2 separate regions of the Homo sapiens genome follow, and region 2 is linked to region 1. A link is a contact called in ENCODE Hi-C data. All regions are on one chromosome and are shown on one strand. The core of a region is the stretch at or near the end of the contact, and the rest is flanking DNA. Distances in the headings are between cores, read along the strand shown.

Evidence for each region. A loop is a pair of places that touch in the nucleus more often than their neighbours do. Pooled maps may share reads with other maps.
Region 2: a loop to region 1 is called in a pooled map, with 5 times the contacts of the local background. The contact joins the enhancer-like site here to the promoter of BUD13-DT in region 1. A Hi-C loop is called at or near these places in 3 of 37 single-sample maps with no recorded cell type and 7 of 50 pooled maps.

What each region holds. Positions count from the first base shown.
Region 1 is chr11:116,767,521-116,774,720 of GRCh38, forward strand. It overlaps BUD13-DT (BUD13 divergent transcript), which reads left to right and starts at 5,951. Exons shown (of 2, transcript NR_186226.1): 1 at 5,951-5,991; 2 at 6,390-6,685. It overlaps BUD13 (BUD13 spliceosome associated protein), which reads right to left and starts at 5,467. Exons shown (of 10, transcript NM_032725.4): 1 at 5,302-5,467; 2 at 2,609-2,702. The coding sequence starts at 5,444. It overlaps ZPR1 (ZPR1 zinc finger), which reads right to left. Exons shown (of 14, transcript NM_003904.5): 14 at 6,279-7,200. RefSeq lists a silencer at 5,606-5,805 and an enhancer at 5,926-6,015.
Region 2 is chr11:117,809,298-117,816,724 of GRCh38, forward strand. It overlaps a transcript of DSCAML1 not described here. Among named protein-coding and RNA genes, the nearest start is that of FXYD2, 12 kb to the right of the region's middle. RefSeq lists enhancers at 109-178, 229-278, 4,513-5,090, 5,880-5,959. Within about 2 kb of position 5,699, at least 12 of the 41 ENCODE cell types and tissues checked have a DNase peak (open chromatin) inside an H3K27ac peak, as active enhancers do.

The DNA.
Region 1 (7,200 bases), core at 4,701-7,200:
AGGCGGAGCTTGCAGTGATCCGAGATCACGCCACTGCACTCCAGCCTGGGCAACAGAGTGAGACTCCACCAAAAAAAAAAAAAAAAAAAAAAGAAACTGGATACCATTACTCACTTGCTAAATCAGCATAGGTTTGCTATTGGTTTTGTTTTGTTAATAATCCTTCAATATTGGTGGGGCATGTGGCTAACACCTGTAATCCCAACACTTTAGGAGGCCTAGGCAGGAGGATCACTTGAGCCCAGGAGGTCAAGACCAGACTGGGCAACACAGAGACCTCATCTCTACAAAAAATACCCAAAATTAGCCAGGCATGGAGGTGCGCACCTGTGGTACCAGCTACGTGCAGGACTAAGGTAGGAGGATTGCTTGCACCTGGAAGGTAGAGGCTACAATGGGGCATGATCACACCACTGTATTTCAGCCTGGGCAACAGAGCAAGACCCTGTCTCAAAAATAATAATAATAATAATAATAATAATAATAATAATAATAATAGTGCTCTAATATTGACGACGTAGGCAAACTGGCATTCTCATCACCTCTAGTGGGAGTGTAAATTGGTAGCACCTTTTGGAAAGCAACATGGGAATATAACTAAAGCGAACCATACCCTTTGATCCACTCATTTCATTTTATGGGAATAAAGAAATAAACTGATTTCTACAAATGATTTATGTACAACGATGTATGATATTTTATAAGTGGAAACAATCCATGTATCCAGTAACAGAACAGATAAAATATATATATTGAACTACTACATAACCGTTAAAAATCATACACTCAAAGAATATTTTAAGGTCTTACCAGAGTATCCACAACATATTATTTAGCAGAGGAGTAGACTCCAAAACCCTATGTACAATATGATCCCAATTATGTTCAAAAAAATAAAATACAAGCGTGTATAATCTCTAAAGAGAAAAACCTGAAGAGATATGCATCCAAGTATTAGCAGTTATCTTTGGATGGTAACATGCAAGTGTTTATTCTTTTAAAAACTTTAAACTTTTTTTAATTCCCAAATATTCTGTAATAAATATGCATTGCTTTTATAAAATTAAAAAAAAACAACAAACATTGTTAATATTTACTTCTTCTGACCAAAACTAAATTGGCTCCCTAAGATCACTATTTCCCTTCTAATTACTAGCAAGCCCTCTTTTAAATAATCTATTTTAGAATTTTGCTGGGAATTGGCCAGGTGCAGTGGCTCACACATGTAATCCCAGCCCTTCAGGAGGCCGAGGTGGGCGGATCACGAGGTCAGGAGATCAAGACCAACCTGGCTAACATGATGAAACCCTGTCTCTACTAAAAATACAAAAAAAAACACAAAAAATTAGCCGGGCGTGTTGGTGGGCCCCTGTAGTCCCAGCTACTCAGGAGGCTGAGGCAGGAGAATGGTGTGAACCCAGGAGGCAGAGCTTGCAGTGAGCCGAGATCATACCACTACACTCAAGCCTGGGCAACACGGTGAGACTCCGTCTCAAAAAAAAAAAAAAAAAAAGAATTTTGCTGGGAATTAATATTAAATACTCACTGGAATCCATCTTTACCAACTTTAGTGGAATTCAGCCTATCTACAGCTCTCCTTTCCACTTTGTTTCTCAGAAATTCTCAGCAATGGTTTCATGAACCACTGGGAGGTCATTTGCCTATGATTTTGTCCACCTGGCTCTTACTTACCCTTCAAAACTCAGTATTTACATCTTTCAGGATATCTCCCAACAGAATACAAAGTATGCTACCTCCCCGGGCTCTAATGGTACTTGGTACGTATGTGAAACATCCCCAACATTTACCATACTGTTGAAATTTATCTGAAATTCAGTTTTTCATTCTAGGGTATAATCTCTAAAATACAGCTATGTTCTATTAATCTACATATCTCCAGTACTTAGGCAAGAATATACAATTTGAAAGCTTAGTTAAAGCACTGAAAAAAGGAGCAAATAAAAAGTTCCCTATAACTGAACCTCAGCATTGTTTTTAAGAAAGATTCCAACAAAATGAACCACAGCTAAGTCTCATCATTACTCTAACACTGATGTCGAGAAGTCCTCTCTCTGTGATCCATCTCATTTCTAGGCTGATGGACCCTCCATAAAGAGACAAGTTGGTGTATAGGCATCAGCAAAGAAAACTATTTTAAACAGCTCTTTGGAAACTGTCACCTCTTTTCTGTTCTCAACTAACCCCCCTACAAATCTACCCTAAGCTGGAAAAATAAATTTGAGAAGCTTGGCCTGGCACAATGGCTCACGCCTGTAATCCCAGCACTTTGGGAGGCCAAGGTGGGTGGATCACCTGAGGTCATGAGTTCAAGACCAGCCTGGCCAACATGGTGAAACCCCATTTCTACAAAAATTAAAAAAAAAAAATTAGCCAGGCATGATGGCGGGTGCCTGTAATCCCAGCTACTCAGGAGGCTGAGGCAGGAGAATCATCTGAACCCGGGAGGCGGAGGTTGCAGTGAGCCAAGATCATGCCATTGCACTCCAGCTTGGGTGACAGAGCGAGACTCCGTCTCAAAAAAAAAAAAAAAAAGGAAATTGAGAAGCTTGCTTCATTTCAAAATCCTGACAGCCCCAAAGATACATACCACAGGCAAATCTCCATCATCTTCCTCTTCCTCCTTTTCTAGTTTGGTTGTGGAGATAGCTGTCCAGCTCACATCATCATCCACAATCCGCATTCTAAATGAGAATAAGAAGATCAAAAAGAGTCATTCTAGGATACCAGCATAAAAACATTTATCTATTGGTTTTAAAATAAAGTTCAAAATCCTACAGGATCCTGCATGGTCCAGTCTTTGTCTACAAGGTCAACTTCATCTCCTACTGCTACTTCCTTGGTTGAACACCTCCCTGGTCATCCTTTGGTGCTTAGAAAGGAGCCAAGTTCCTATCACATCAGTTTTCACATATGCAGTTCCTTCCCTCTGCCTGATCTACTCTTTTCAATCTTTTTCTTTTTTTTTTTTTTTGAGACGGAGTCTCGCTCTGTTGCCCAGGCTGGAGTGCAGTGGCACGATCTCAGCTCACTGCAAGCTCTGCCTCCCGGGTTCACACCATTCTCCTGCCTCAGCCTCCTGAGTAGCTGGGACTACAGGCGACCACTGCCACGCCTGGCTAATTTTTTGTATTTTTAGTAGAGACGGGGTTTCACCGTGTTAGTCAGGATGGTCTCGATCTCCTGACCTCGTGATCCGCCCGCCTTGGCCTCCCAAAGTGCTGGGATTATAGGCGTGAGCCACCGCGCCCGGCCCTAGTCTTTTTCTTTTTTGAGACAGGGTCTCACACTGCTGCCCAGGCTGGAGTGCAGGGACACCATCATGGCTCCCTGCAGCCTTGACTTCCCGGGGTTAAGTTATTCTCCCTACTCAGTCTCCCAAGTAGCTGGGACTACAGGCATGTGCCACTGTGCCTGACTACTTTTTTGTATTTTTTGTAGAAACAGGGTTTCACCATGTTGCCCAGACTGGTCTCAAACTCCTAGATGCAAGCAATCCACCCGCCTTGGCCTCCCAAAGTGCTAGGAAACTCTTTCTCATTCCAGGAAACTCTTCCTCATTCTTCAGGTCCTAACACAAATTTAACTTCCTTTGGCAAACTTTTCTTGACTGCTTCACCCAATTCCCTCACCATCCCACACTCACTCAAGACTAAGAACCCTTGTTAAAAACTCTTGGAATACTTTCATTGCATTTATCATAAAGAAAATATATCGATTAGTTGTGTAATTAGTTGCTTAAAGCCTGTATTCCCATTAATCTATAAGCTCCACAAGAACAGGGACTATGTTTTTTTTGTTCACAGAGGCATCCTCAACACCCTACAGTAACTGGAATACGAAATATTCAATAAATGTTTGTTACGTGGATAAACTATATAGCTGAGCCCAAATAATAACAATGACTGCCATGATGTGAAGTTATTCAAAAAGCCAGGGTCACTTAATGCAATCCCTCTAATCACAACCACCACTTAATAAAACCATTATTATTATTATTCTCATTTTAAAGATAAGGAAACTGCAGCTCAGTGAGATGAAACACCTTGCCCAAGGGTACACAGCCTATAAAGTGGCACAGCTAGGATTCGAACTCTGACCAGTGCTGCTCCAACACTCAAGCTACTTTCATCACATGGCACTGCCTCCAAAGGATCCACACAAGTCAGCGAGGCAGAAAGACGAAGACAATAATAAGGCAAGCACCAAACCAGAAAAGAACTTGGACTAGTTCTTTAGAACAATGTGACTTCACTGGGTATCTCAGTGCCTTAGGGTTACTGTAACAAAGTACCACAAATTGCGTGGCATAAAACAACAGAAACTCTCTCGCAGTTCTGGAAGCTAGCAATCTGAAATCCAGGTGTCTGCAAGGCCATCCTCCCTGGAAAGTCTCTAGCAGAGAATCTTTCCTTGCCTCTCCCAGCTTCTGGTAGCCCCAAGCATACCTTGGCTTTTGGCAACATAAATCCAATCCAATCTCAGCCTTCATCTAGACATGGTCGTTTTTCCTTTGTTGCTGTGTCTGTATCCATACTTCCCTCTTTTTAAAAGGCAAACAGTCATCTTGGATTTGGCACCCACCTTAATCAAGTATGACCTCATCTTAACTGATTACATCTCCAAAGACCCTATTTCTAAATGTCACATTCTGTGGTTCTGGGTGGAAAACGATTTGGTAGGGCCCACTACACTGGGCCACAAAGTTGTCCCATATGAAAATAATACCCACTTCATGGTAGTGTGGTGAGGCTTAAATAAACTTATATATGTTTAAATTTCTTATAATGGTGCCTGGCAAGAAAAGTATAACTATATAAATGTTAGCTTCTCACGTTAGGACTATTACTAAGAGTAACAGGAGGTGATCAAAGGTCTCTGATTCAGAACCAAGTCCTTGGGATCTGGGAATCCCCACAGGCAGGTACCGGGCCCTAAAGATCCAAGCACAGAGGCTTTGAATCCGCTCCATTATTCTCGAGGCACAATATTCATTCTCTATGGGAGAGGACGGAAGTCTACCAAGGCGGGAAAAGAGTAATCAAAGTTACACCCCGGCTTTAACGCACTGACGCTACTGCTCAGAGGCTCGAGATGTAAGCGGGGCGGCAGAGGCAAGGCGGGGGGCCTCAAGCGATGTGAGTGGGGCCCTGAGCATGAGCAGGGGTCGGCGGAGAAGCCGAGAGACCCGCCAAGAGGGAAGGAACTGCCGGGCGGCCGAGGGCGGAGTTGGGAAGGGGTGGCTAGACGTCGCAGGCCCCGCCCCGGCCGGTACCAACTCACCCCTTGCCGCCGGCCCCGCCAGGCTTCGGCCGCTTTTTGCGACGCTTGCGACCGGACTCAGATCCCCGGTCGACGCCGGCATCTGCCCCGGACAAGTAACGCTTCAGATACTCGGCCTTGGAAAGCGGCGGAGCTGCCGCCATGGCAGCGGCGGGGGCAGAGAGACGGGTCGGCGCTGGGGACAAAATGCCTCAACGCGTAACGGACGCCAGCCACCCGACAGGGCGGGGCCACGGCCGGAAGTGGCGGAGAGTGCTAAGAATCGCGCGGCTGGCAGGTGCGGCCACCGGGACGCGCTCGCAGGCTAGCCAGGGACGTGCGCACCTTCGGGGCGCTCCACAGCCCTGGGACGACGCCACCAGGTTTCTTCTCTTCATTCACTCACCCACCCACCCACCCATCCATCCAACCGCAGCAAGCGCTGTTCTATGAGGCCACAACCTGACCCAAAGGACCCCGCCCCCATCGGCCGCCTAAACTCCAGAGCACGAGCAAGAAAGTGGAGGGCCACGGGCTGCAGCGTAGCCGAGTTTGAATACTGGTTCCATAGCTGGCTAGCTGTACGACCTCGGGCAAGTTATCACAAAACAGGGAGAATCCCGGCACCTAACTCGGAACGGTCACAGGCTGAGATGATATTACTGTGTGAAGTGCGCAGAGCGGTGTTGGGCACATGGTCATCGGAACTATGTTCGTTATTTTTATAAGTATCTTTAAGTGGGGGGAATCTGCTCCACTAGGCTTCCAGGTACCTACCGTCCAAGAAAGGAAGCCAGGAAGTGCAAACCAACATAATTACTATGAAAAACGTAGTTTCTAAGACCTGTGTAACTCTTCTAGTGTTCTATTACAAGTAGCCCCCAGTTATCTCTTGAAGGAAACTGTAAAACAATCTTGCCAATGAGAAGGACGGACCTGGATCATTTTTTAGCATAGTAAAAGAGAGAAACCAGAGAGAATGAATTCTAACACTCAAGTTTTGGGGGGAAAGAAAAGACTTTATTCTTTGCAGGGGGTTTAGAGCTTTACCTGAATTATCTCATTTAACCCTCACAATTCTCAAATCGTTTCATTATCATATTTTACAGATAAGAACTGAAGCGTGGCAAGATTAAGGAAGTTGCTCAACTTCACATAGTCAGAACATGACTCTAGGGAGTAGAGGCTAGCGAAGTGGGGTGCAAGAGGTCATCCAAATTTCTTGAAATACCAGATCTTTTTACCTCATCATATATGTTAGATTGTCAGTTTTATCGTTTTCTTCCCAGCTTTATTATTTGACAAAAAATTATATATATTCAAGGTGTACAATGTGATGACTGGATATAATTATACATTGTGTAATGATTACCAAAATCAAATTAAGTAAAACATCCTTCACTAATTTATGTAGTAGTTCGGTGGGGGGGCACTTAAGCAAATTTGTCTTAGCAAACTTCAAGTAAACAATACAGAATTATTAGCTATAGTCAACATGTTGTACATTAGATTCCCAGAACTTGTCTTAAAACTGAAAACTTGTACCATTTGAGAGAGAAGTTTTAGTGTTACTGAAATCACAGACTTCTGACAGAATTTGCAGGATGCTATACACAACTACACAAAAGTGCAAACAATAGTTTCTTGGACCAAGAGTCAAAAAGGTCACTTTTTTAATATATTAGTCAAGCAGACAGGGCTATACTTTATAAATAAATACACATTATCTGGGGATAAGTGTTTAAAAAATTCTTTACTCATATAATACAAAACAGGCTTGGGGATCAGTCTTGAAGCATGAATTTTTACCCAGTGGGCCATGTTGAGGGGGTTGCAGCACAGGCCCAGAAAGGAAAGCAGGCTGGGGCTCTGAGGGCTTGTGAGACGAGGACGCTGGGCTGAGAAGATAGGGCTTCACTA
Region 2 (7,427 bases), core at 4,449-6,948, 1.0 Mb after region 1:
GTGGGAAGGGTGGGAGCTGTGGGAAGGGAGGGGAGCCCTCCTCCCCGCTGTGCCTGACTCCTTGGGCGTGGCTCTGATGGCTGGAGAGGACAACCCGCCTCCCTGGCCCACTACTGGATGTGTCTCTGCGGTCCTCCGCGGAAGGAAGCTCCAGGCCTCCGCACTGGGAACCTGGTGTCTGCCTCCCCCTAGTGCCACAGGACAGGATGGTGGCGCCGCAGGCTGCTGTGCAGTACAACATAGACGGCGGCCACTCAAATTCTCCACTACACAGGTCCTGCCCTTCACCCCAGTCATGTCTCGCAGTGAAGCCGGAGGCTGGGCTCACTCCCTGCCCCAGCCTGTGTCCTTGCCAGCCTCTAAGAACTACTGGAGGGGACCAATGGTGTCCTCCAAAACAGACCTCTGATTCTCAGCTGAGGAGGCTGAATCGCCGCGCAGCGCTCCAGATGCTAGGTCCACCCACGCAACCCTCCTGGGTTGCTCTGCTCCTCCCCAGTTCCAGCTCAACTAGCAACGCACAACACACACAAACTCACACAGTCACATACACACTCACACTCACTTACACATTCACATACTCTTACACACACACACCCACACACTCACACACACATTCACACATTCACACACACGCATATTCACATACACACATTCACACACTCACACATTCACACACACTCATACACACATTCACATACACACATTCCCACACTCACACATATTCAAATATTTTCACACACATTCACACTCACACACATTCACACACTCACTTACACATTCGCACACACATACACACATTCACATACATACATATTCACATTTCAATCTTGGCGCCACACTTCAATCTCTCCCTTCTCTTAATTTCAATTCCTTTCATTTTCTGATAGAGACAAAGGAGACACGTGGACCCAAAACTCCGTGGACCCAAACTCCGTGGACCCAAAACTCCGTGGACTCAAAACTCCAGCGCCCTCTGGGGGAGGGGCAAGTACCCCTCAACCCCTTCTCCTTCACCCTTAGTGGCAAGTCCCGCTTTTCTAGGGGGCAAGAACCCCCAATCCCTTATTTCCGCACCCCGACCTCTTATCTCTGTGTCCCAATCCCTTATTTCCGCACCCCGACCTCTTATCTCTGTGCCCCAATCCCTTATTTCCGTGCCCCAACCCTTTCTCTGCTTTTCTGGAGGGCAAGAAACCCCCACCCCCTTCTCCGTATCTCTACTCTTTTCTCTAGGCTTGCCTCCTTCACTATGGGCAAGCTTCCACCTTCCATTCCTCCTTCTTCTCCCTTAGCCTGTATCCTTAAGAACTTAAAACCTCTTCAACTCTCACCTGACCTAAAATCAAAGTGTCTTATTTTCTTCTGCAATGCCGCTTGACCCCAATACAAACTCGACAGTAGTTCCAAATAGCCGGAAAACAGCTCTTTCAATTTTTCCATCCTACAAGAGCTAAATAATTCTTGTCGTAAAATGGGCAAATGATCTGAGGTGCCTGACGTCCACGCATTCTTTTACACATCAGTCCCTTCCTAGTCTCTGTGCCCAGTGCAACTCGTCCCAAATCTTCCTTCTTTCCCTCCCGCCTGTCCCCTCAGTCCCAACCCCAAGCGTCGCTGAGTCTTTCTAATCTTCCTTTTCTACAGACCCATCTGACCTCTCCCCTCCTCGCCAGACCAAGCTAGGTCCCATTTCTTCCTCAGCCTCCGCTCCTCCACCCTGTAATCTTTTTATCGCCTCTCCTCCTCACACCCGGTCTGACTTACAGTTTCGTTCTGTGACTAGCCCTCCCCCACCTGCCCAGCAATTTACTCTTAAAAAGGTGGCTGGAGCTAAAGGCATAGTCAAGGTTAATGCTCCTTTTTCTTTATCCCAAATCAGATAGCGTTTAGGCTCTTTTTCATCAAATATAAAACCCCAGCCGAGTTCATGGCTCGTTCGGCAGCAACCCTGAGAAGCTTTACAGCCCTAGACCCTAAAAGGTCAAAAGGCCATCTTATTCTCAATATACATTTTATTACCCAATCTGCTCCCGACATTAAATAAAACTCCAAAAATTAGAATCTGGCCCTCAAACCCCACAACAGGACTTAATTAACCTCACCTTCAAGGTGTACAATAATAAAAAAAGTTGCAATTCCTTACCTCCACTGTGAGACAAACCCCAGCTACATCTCCAGCACACAAGAACTTCCAAACGCCTGAACTGCAGCGGCCAGGCGTTCCTCCAGAACCTCCTCCCCCAGGAGCTTACTACAAGTGCTAGAAATCTGGACACCAGGCCAAGGAATGCCTGCAGCCCAGGATTCCTCCTAAGCCGTGTCCCATCTGCGCGGGACCCCACTGGAAATCGGACTGTTCAACTCACCTGGCAGCCACTCCCAGAGCCCCTGGAACTCTGGCCCAAGGCTCCCTGACTGACTCCTTCTCGGCTTAGCAGCTGAAGACTGAGGCTGCCTGATTGCCTTGGAAGCCCCGTAGACCATCGCGGATGCCGAGCTTTAAGTAACTCTCACAGTGGAGTGTAAGTCCATCCCCTTCTTAATCAATACGGAGGCTACCCACTCCACATTACCTTCTTTTCAAAGGCCTGTTTCCCTTGCCTCCATAACTGCTGTGCGTATTGACAGCCAGACTTCTAAACCTCTTAAAACTCCCCAACTCTGGTGCCAACTTAGACAACACTCTTTTATGCACTCTTTTTTAGTTATCTCCACCTGCCCAGTTCCCTTATTAGGCCGAGATATTTTAACCAAATTATCTGCTTCCCTGACTATTCCTGGATTACAGCTGCATCTCATTGCTGCCCTTCTTCCCAATCCAAAGCCTCCTTTGCGTCCTCCTCTTGTATTCCCCCACCTTAACCCACAAGAGACCTCTACTCCCTCCTTGGCGACCAATCATGCACCCCTTACCATCTCATTAAAACCTAATCACCCTTACCCCACTCAATGCCAATATCCCATCCCACAGCAAGCTTTGAAAGGATTAATGCCTGTTATCACTCGCCTGCTACAGCATGGCCTTTTAAAGCCTATAAACTCTCCTTACAATTCCCCCATTTTACCTGTCCTAAAACCAGACAAGCCTTACAAGTTAGTTCAGGATCTATGCCTTATCAACCAAATTGTTTTGCCTATCCACCCCATGGTGCCAAACCCATATACTCTCCTATCCGCAATACCTCCCTCCACAATCCATTATTCTGTTCTGGATCTCAAACGTGCTTTCTTTACTATTCCTTTGCACCCGTCATCCCAGCCTCTCTTCGCTTCACTTGGACTGACCCTGACACCCATCAGGCTCAGCAAATTACCTGGGCTGTACTGCCACAAGGCTTCACAGACAGCCCCCATTACTTCAGTCAAGCCCAAATTTCATCCTCATCTGTTACCTATCTCGGCATAATTCTCGTAAAAACACACGTGCTCTTCCTGCTGATCGTGTCCGACTAATCTCCCAAACCTCAATCCTTTACAAAACAACAACTCCTTTCCTTCCTAGGCATGGTTAGTGCAGTCAAAATTCTTACACAAGAGCCAGGACCGCACACTGTAGCCTTTCTGTGCAAACAACTTGACCTTACTGTTTTAGCCTAGCCCTCATGTCTGCGTGCAGCGGCTGCCACTGCTTTAATACTTTTAGAGGCCTTTCCTACAAGGTCTGAGAAGGCCACCACAGTCATTTCTTCCCTTCTGTCAGACATAATTCCTCAGTTTAGCCTTCCCACCTCTATACAGTCTGATAACAGACCAGCCTTTATTAGTCAAATCAGCCAAGCATTTTTTCAGGCTCTTAGTATTCAGTGACAGACTAATGGTCTATTAAAAACACACCTCACCAAGCTCAGCCACCAACTTAAAAAGGACTGGACAATACTTTTACCACTTTCCCTTCTCAGAAGTCAGACATGTCCTCAGAATGCTACAAGGTACAGCCCATTTAACCTCCTGTATAGATGCTCCTTTTTATTAGGCCCCAGTCTCATTCCAGACACCAGACCAACTTCGACTGTGCCCCAAAAAACTTGTCATCCCTACTATCTTCTGTCTAGTCATACTCCTATTCACCGTTCTCAACTACTCATACATGCCCTGCTCTTGTTTACACTGCCGGTTTATACTGTTTCTCCAAGCCATCACAGCTGATATCTCCTCGTGCTATCTCCAAATTGCCACTCTTAACTCTTGAAGTAAATAAATAATCTTTGCTGGCAGGACTATGCTGAATCTCCATAGGCACTCTCTAATTAAATGTCCTAGGTCCTCCCAATTCTTAGACCTTTTATACCTGTTTTTCTCCTTCTCTTATTCCATTTAGTTTTTCAATTCATACAAAACCGTATCCAGGCCATCACCAATCATTCTACATGACAAATGTTTCTTCTAACAACCCCACAATATCACCCCTTACCACAAGACCTCCCTTCAGCTTAATCTCTCCCACTCTAGGTTCCCACGCCACCCCTAATCCCGCTTGAAGCAGCCCGGAGAAACATCGTCCATTCTGTCTCCATACCACTCCCCCAAAATTTTCACCGCCCCAACACTTCAACACTATTTTGTTTTATTTTTCTTATTAATATATGAAGGCAGGAATGTCAGGCCTCTGAGCCCAAGCCAAGCCATCGCATCCCCTGTGACTTGCACCTATACGCCCAGATGGCTTGAAGTAACTGAAGAATCACAAAAGAAGTGAAAAGGCCCTGCCCCGCCTTAACTGATGACATTCCACCATTGTGATTTGTTTCTGCCCCACCTTAACTGAGTGATTAACCCTGTGAATTTCCTTCTCCTGGCTCAGAAGCTCCCCCACTGAGCACCTTGTGACCCCCCTTCCCTGCCCACCAGAGAACAACCCCCTTTGACTGTAATTTTCCATTATCTTCCCAAATCCTATAAAACGGCCCCACCCCTATCTCCCTTCGCTGACTCTCTTTTTGGACTCAGCCCGCCTGCACCCAGGTGAAATAAACAGCCATGTTGCTCACACAAAGCCTGTTTGGTGGTTCTCTTCACACGGATGCGCATGAAACTTAGTTCATAATTGGCTAAGCCAGGGCTCAAATCCAGGTCTGCTGATTCCAAAGCCTGTGACCTTAGCTGTGAGGCCAAGGAAGAAGGGATCACGCACACCTCTGACCACCCCAGCTGCCTACCCTGACCCCACAACTTCCTTGCTCCTGGAGGCATGGAGCAGGGACAGGGGTGGTCCACCTGGTTGGTAATCAATCACTCATTCATTCCTCTACTCAACCAGTCACGTGTGCACTCAGTAAACATGTATGGAGGGTGCACTAAGTGCCCAAAGGGGGGTGAGGCACTGGGATCGGTGGGTGAACTTTCAGATGCAATCCCTCCCTCATGTAGCTTATAAGCAGTGGGGCCTCAGATGTGAAGGCAAAGCTCAGAATTCAGGGGATTCAGGGTCCCCTGGCAGGTGCCCAGGGTGCTAGAGAGAGCAGGTCAGGAACACTCTTGAACAGCGGAGGCCCAGCCTGGCTCGTCCCCCTCCTGCCCCCTGGGGCGGGTGTCTGCGGCCTCCAGGCTACTCCTGGATGATTTTATTAGCTGTGTTGGGAGCATATGGTCCTCGGACATGAGACCTGAAGTAGTATTTACTGGAGAGCCGAGGACACCGGGTTCCCGTGTGGGCTGGGTTTGGCACGCACTCGGTTACTGATTGATAGGCCATTCAGGAAACAAAGACCACAAGAGAATTCAGCATGCTCCTGGCTCGGGGCCAAGCCAGCCTCATCTCCTTTGCTTTGTCAAGTGTGTCTTTTTGTCTGCCTTCATCACTTGCTGGGCGCCTCTGTGTTCACTGCCGGGAGGAAGCCAAGTGTGTATTTGCAGGGGCTGTGGGGGTGTATCCAGCTTTTCTCTAAGAACAGCTATCCAAGGGGCGGGAGGGAACAAGGGGGTCAGCCACAGCTCTCCCCTTACCCCTTCCCCTGAAAAGTCACAGCTCCTTGACGTGTGAGCTGAAGCTTGGGACTTTTGTCTTGTGTCTGTTTTTTCCAAAGCCAAGTCCAGAGACAGACCAGGGCCTTCCCAAGGTCACACAGCAAGCCAAGGGCAGAGCTGGCAGTGAAACCAATTTTCCACCTTCCACGGTGTGGTCTGCACTGAGCTGCAGGCAGGGCTTCCGGGGCCACAAATTGCTTCCCCAGCTCAGAACATTGCCCTCTTCTCCCCTCCCTGCTGCCCTGCTCACCAGGGGGAATTCCTCTCAGTGACACCAAAGAAGCCCTTTGGGGAAGTGACAGTGAGCATTTCTTGAAAAGGGAACCAAGTTTAGACATCTAGAGACAGTAGCAGCCGCGGTGACTGGCGGCCTCCTGGGGCTGAGGAACTTCGGGGTGTCACTCAGGGTGACAGCAGGTAGCCCAGCAAGCCCATAGGAGCAGGACAGGCCAGGCTGGGCCTCCACTGTTCCAGGACTGTTCCTGACCTGGTGTCACCTGCACCCTGTGAAGGGAAGCTCAGAATTCAGGGAGACTCAGGGTCCCCTGGCAGGTGCTCTGCCCTGGTCTCCCGCCCTGCCAGGGGACCCTAAGTCTCCCTAAATTCTGAGCTTGCCTTCACATCTGAGGCCCCACTGCCTACAAACTGAAAATGAAATCTGCCAAAACGGGTTGGGGAGCTGCCACTCCTGAACATAGCTCGTCCCAGTCCCTTCTAGGCATGAGGTCCCTCCACACCTGGGGGAGACCCTCCCCCAATCTCCCAATGCCACCTTCTTTGCCCCTCCAGTGTCAGGTTGAAGCTCTGGGAATGAACGTTTGAAGTTCTAAACAGGATTTCTTCCCAAGTCCTCAGTCACTCAACGGCAAACTATGAAGTGTCCCCAGCCTGTGAGGCTCCTCCTGCAGCCAAAACTGGGAGGGGGCACTGAGTCTGGGCCCAGGCTTTCTTCCAAGGCTAGGACACTCGGGCCCTTCCGTGGCTCTCCCAGTGCAGCCCTGGGCTCAGCACTGCCCTCCCAATGTCCCGGAAGGAGGCCGCTGTGGCCCTGGCTCCGAGGCCCAGGCCCAATCCATCTTCCCAGCCAGTGACTCGCTCTGACAACAGGGCCGAGCTGCCGTGGCATTTGCCTCTGATCTCCGCTGGCCAGGCATTTGTCAGGCAGCCTGCTAGGAATGAAGAATGGGCGCTTGGTGAGGCACAGATTACCCGCCCCAGAGGCCCCTGATGAATTGCAGTTCAGAGCTCAGCTGCCTGGGGCCATGGATCAACAGGGAGGCGACTAATCTCCCCCACAGCAGCCCTGCCGAGCAGAGCGGAGGGAGGGTGGAAGCCTGGAGAGTCTGGGAGGAGACGCTACACCACCCCCTGCCCTGGGCCTTTCTTCAGCACAACACCCCTCACGCCCTCCACTCCCACCCGTCTGTCCAGGGAGCCCACTTCCTTCACTAGACGCAGCG